2 separate regions of the Homo sapiens genome follow, and region 2 is linked to region 1. A link is a loop called in an ENCODE intact Hi-C map of the cell type or tissue named here. Cell type or tissue: B cell. All regions are shown on one strand.

Region 1 (2,500 bases):
ATCATCTCTAGGAGGCCCAGAAGTTGGAAACCTCCTCCCAAATCCTGCTGCGAAACTGTCCCACAAATTGGCATCACCACCACCGCTGGGCACACACACTGCTGCTTTCAGAGCCAAAACCCCAGACACCAAGCACCATCTGCTGCTACTGGATCCCACAGCACTGACGTGGGTTGTAGCTGTCACCTCCTCACCACTCTCGCCGGCAGCATTCTGCAGTTCCTCTTTTTCATGTAACTAACTTTCGATTCACATCCTGCCACAGACACATCTGATTGGCAGGTACTATGGCATGTGCCCATGTCATAGCTAAAAGAAAGGCTGAAACATTTGTAATTTTTTATTTATGTAATGGGAGATGGGCTCCATATTATAAGGTAGGGGATTCTTCAAGAAGTTTCGGTACTGAGAAATAAAATTGAATGACAAACAGGAACCAAAAAATGCCATGGTAGAGATGAAGAGAACCCAAAACCTCTTTTTCTGTCCTTGTTTCCTTTTCTGAAACAAGTGACTAAATACTCAAAGTCCATGGGGAATATGACAGATCCATTCTAAAAACTAACACCTTCATGTTCAGCCAAGAACCAGCAAGTTCACATCTTACTTGAAGAAAACAAACCTTTGTATAAGTTGGAAGCATAGTATCACAAAGTGGCATACAGGGGTAAATAGATGCCTGATTTGCTTCCAGTCAGCCAGGCCCAATAATGTCCTTCAAGCCTGCAGAACTATTGCCTCTGATGTTCCTCCACCACCCTGAAACAGAACCAATAGCGGCTGATCTTGTGTCTACCCGCAACCTTCTCTTTCGTGACAAAGCAACATGCAAGTGGAATCCCAAGGTAAGACAAATGTTGTCATTTTAGTTAACATTGATTAAACATAGTGTTTACGTCACTAAAATCGTCAGTACTATAATCATAAGTTCTTATTCATGGGCTATGATAATAACTATGTGAAATCTATTTCTGATTAATCTTTCCACCTAGTGCTTAAATATAGAATATTACTATATTCAATACAAATATAAAAACATTTGATTTATATTTATTTAAATATATTTTTTATCCCTAGTATATTTATTAAATATATTAATATAGAGTTATGTATCTAGATCTATAAAAGGGTCAATATTTCGGCAAAAATTTTGCTATTAACTTTTCAAGGAAATTACATACTGGCTTTTAATTACAATGGCCTATGATGACACCTAGTGGCTAATGGGCATATTTTGAAATCCCCAATTTGACCAATATAAATGATTTTTAATTTTTTTAAAATAAATACAGTGATAATGTTTCCTTTTGTGGATTTTGGCACATTTTTAAAGTAAAATAAATATATCAAATTTCTCTTTCCTGTCACAAAGAAACTCTGAAAAAAGTTAACTGTAATTAAGAAAGACCACTTTTTAAAAATTGTACTTACATCGTCAGATAATATATTAGCTATCAATCATAGTTAAAAAGGAAGAAAATAACATTATGCAAGTTCAAAGTGAATGTAGGCATTGTAATCAGTTAACCCTCTAAATTTATAAAAATGTAAGGCAGAATCACTTAACGTGAAATTCCTGGGATGGAAATCATAGATTTATAGTCCTGATTGTGCCTCAAATTAGTTGTGTCCTTGAGCAAATTGTGCAATCTCTCTGTGCCTCAATTCTATAATTAGTAACATGAGAAGGTCAGAATTTACAGGCCTTTTGAGCAATTTCTTATGTGAGACTCTACAAATTGCTGTCAGTCACATGGCCTTCCTCATCTAGGCACCTGTTCCTAACACAACAGAATATGAAATGCTCCATTCTGAATTCAAGGTTTAATATATATCAGCTTTTCTGACACATATATTTTCTTTTAGATCATAAATTCATAATATGTACTTAATATTTAATTCATTTATAGTCCCAATCTTGAAATGTTTGGTAATTTCATTAGCTATTGAACAAAATGATATTAATTTTGAATGCTTCCTCAAGTTGCTTCACTAAAATGAAAAAGGAACCACTAGCATCTTTCCTTAATATTTAATAAGCATATATTTTTCACTTTATTCTAGAAATTTATAATTTTGCATAATTCTATTAAGTCTTCTCACAGACTTCCACTGTCTACATCTGAAGAGCTCTAGTCCTGATAGTTTGAACGTTTGAACTCATTTTATAGTTATCCCTCCCTCTCCGCACTAGGCACCCCCAACACACACACACACACACACACACACACACACACACACACACACGTAAATTCTTACCATCTTTGTCTTGCCATCTTTCTCTTCTTATATTTCAGTTTTCATTTTTTTCTTTTTTTAAAAAAAGTGGATTATTAAATATTTCAAGCATAGAAAAAATTGTAAGTCAATATGTAAAACACCCATGGATCTATCACTTATTTTTGTAATCTTAACATTTTGTCATATTTTATTTAGTAAAAATGGAATACTGCACAGACAATTAAGACCCCATATACCTATCCCCTGCCTCCATCTCTAT
Region 2 (2,500 bases), 450 kb after region 1:
GTGTACAACAGGCAATATCTACATCAACGTTTAATTGTTAATCCCGCGTAAAAGTTTTAACATCGTAGAGTCAATAACACTTGGGAAATAGATAAAAACGTACTGTCCAAAGAAGAGACTAAGAACAAGATAAATAGGGAAGGATAAAAAGTAAAATGTGTTGATTATTTAGGACGAAAGGCACTAAATACAGCCAGAGAGAAACTGTGAGGAAAGCATGTGGCCTCTAGTCTAGAACACTAGCTCAAGAAAACTCACTTCACCGGAAGCCAGAAATGAGCAGAGAGCGGAACCAGTGAAGTGGCCTTTCAGGCCCACGCAGTCAGCGTGTGTGGACGTCCCGAAGAGCTATTCACACATTCAAGGCGTTCTGCTTTGAATAACCAGAATCTCGAGTTCCTGGGCGGCTTGAGCCGCAGACACCTCACCCTTGAGAAGGCGCACCCTAGGGTGGCTTCTGCAGGACTAATGGCCTGAGCAATGCACTTGACCTCACCAGCCCGGGATAAGGTGCGCGCCGCAGAGAAGGGGCAGTGCAAAGGGCAATACGTGCTTAAGAGCTTGGGGAGCGAGGGCCCTCAAGTCAATTACAGGATTTGGGTGCCAGGTCCTGAGGATGCAGCAGGCACAAGACTGACACGATCCTTGCCCTCGTGGTGTGGCTCTACAAATTACTGTGGAAACGCGACTGTCTCGAGCTGAGGAGAGGGCAGAACATCTACATTTCCCCCACCCGGACTCCAGGTTCCTGAAGTCACCTCTCCAGACGCGGGGCGGCGGTGGCCGCAGGGAACCACTCCATGCCCAGCTTGGGCCTCCTCCCGTGACCCCAGGCCCAGGACGGTCCCCTTGGTTCTCACCGAATCCTTTAATGAGCTCGGTGAAGACCCCGGGGTCGCTTTCCATGAGGCACCACTCCCCGGCATTGCCCGTCATGGCCCTGGCCACACACCGCCCCGATCCACCTCTCGCTCTCAGCTGCCCCCCGCACCAGCTGCCGCCGGCCACAGATCTCAGCAAACCCGCCGCCGAGCTCGTCAACCACACGTCACCCCGCCTACTTCCCGACAGCCTCCGGGCGCCGTCACCTGCAGCGCGACTGAGCGCGGGAGGACGCTCTAGCCACCCTAGAGACATCGAAACTCTTCCCAGGCCTTGCAGCACCCGTAGCGGATTCGGAAGGGCTGGGGCCTGAGAAGAAAGGGCGGTGATTCACAGCGCCGAGGAGGCAACATCCGGGATCCTCGCCCCTCTGGGGCGGAGGCGGGGCAAAAGAAGAGGGGCAGGACTCGTTCCCGGGAACCGAACCTGGAATCCCCGGCGGCAGTGGGGCTGTTGCTGTTGCTGTGGCTGTCGCTGCCCGTCAGGCTGCCTTCTTTTGTCGTTTCCCAGCGCTGCGCAGGACTTCTCCTGGCGGCGCTGCGGATCCAGGGGGTCGGCTGCCAGGTACAGGTGAGGACATTGCGGGAGGCCGGCTGGGAGCCTTTTGTGCGGCCCCAGGGACGCGCAAATTCTGACCAGTCCTCCATGTCTCTCACCCGCATCCCAGGGGTTGAGGCTGGGCAAACGCCGCGAAACTATCGCTCTTCCCCGTCCCGCTTCCGCGCCTGTCCACCCTGGGTAACGGAACCAGCATCGCGGTAGGGACATCCTCGCTAGGCCCGGCCGGACCATTCCTCAGGGTGGGCCCTTTCCGAAGCCGGGACCGCTCCTGCTTGTCGGCATCGCTCCCCACAGGCCGACGTCGAGAGGGCCTGCTTTACTCCTCCTCTTTCTCCTCCTTCTCCCGCGGCTTCTGCGCGGAGAGGCGTCGCCCGGGATCTGGGTTTTGGAAGAAGGATCTTTGTGGGAAGACAGGGTGAATTTATCACAGAGGAATAACGAGGGAGAGGAGAAAGGTTTGTCCATGGGGCTGCTAGACTAGTGGAAGGGGATGCGGTGCGTCAAGGGAAAATTAGGTTGAAAACAAATGTCGTGTATTAATCTAAAAACATTTGGAATGGTTCTAAAACTGGATGATGAGTTAAACCAAATATTTACTAAATATTTACTAAATTGCCCTCATTCAGCAGGCTCTTATAGAATACTATAGTGTTAAGATTAAAGTTTTTAAGAGTATATTGAAGTCGTTAAGTGTATATTTACTCCTTAAAAGCTACATATTCCAAGAAAGACCTTTGGCTTCCAGAAAAAAAAAATGTTTTAGTGGGTAAAACTCTGACTCCTTCCTTCTCAAATAGGTGACTTGTGCCCTGGAGTTAGGGAGCCTTGTGCTACAGATTATGTGAAGCCATGAAATAAACGTGGTAAATTTTATTGAGGGAAGCAACAGAGCAGCTTTTGTATTAAAAGGAGCCTGAGTACGCTATGGGGTAGAAGCCAAAATTTGTATGAAGTGTTGGTTTAAAAAAAATTTTTTTTGTAACTTTCTTGAAGTTTATCTCCGGAAACTCTGCCCTCAACTTGGAGACTAGGAGGATTCTGTACAGTATATTTCCTT

The links. Hi-C counts contacts between places; a loop is a spot of excess contacts. Peaks named below come from ENCODE experiments on the same cell type or tissue, not always from the same donor. Only the 100,000 strongest peaks of a DNase experiment are listed, where the experiment ranks them.
Region 2: a loop joins it to region 1, with 6 times the contacts of the local background. A loop is called at or near these places in 3 of 110 quality-filtered maps.

The regions. Positions count from the first base shown.
Region 1 is chr1:192,609,092-192,611,591 of GRCh38, forward strand. All of the region lies in intron 2 of LOC105371664 (a long non-coding RNA gene), which reads right to left. It overlaps LOC107985241 (a long non-coding RNA gene), which reads left to right and starts at 264. Exons shown (of 2, transcript XR_001738348.2): 1 at 264-845. In B cell, CTCF peaks have their summits at 1,247 (motif pointing left) and 1,446; DNase peaks (open chromatin) are centred at 200 and 1,210; H3K27ac peaks cover 679 bases.
Region 2 is chr1:193,058,325-193,060,824 of GRCh38, forward strand. It overlaps UCHL5 (ubiquitin C-terminal hydrolase L5), which reads right to left and starts at 1,036. Exons shown (of 11, transcript NM_001199261.3): 1 at 861-1,036. The coding sequence starts at 936. It overlaps RO60 (Ro60, Y RNA binding protein), which reads left to right and starts at 1,288. Exons shown (of 9, transcript NM_001173524.2): 1 at 1,288-1,452. RefSeq lists enhancers at 388-697, 722-1,454, 858-1,387, 1,455-2,187. In B cell, no CTCF peak of the experiment used is centred here; DNase peaks (open chromatin) are centred at 297 and 1,147; H3K4me3 peaks cover 2,460 bases; H3K27ac peaks cover 2,429 bases.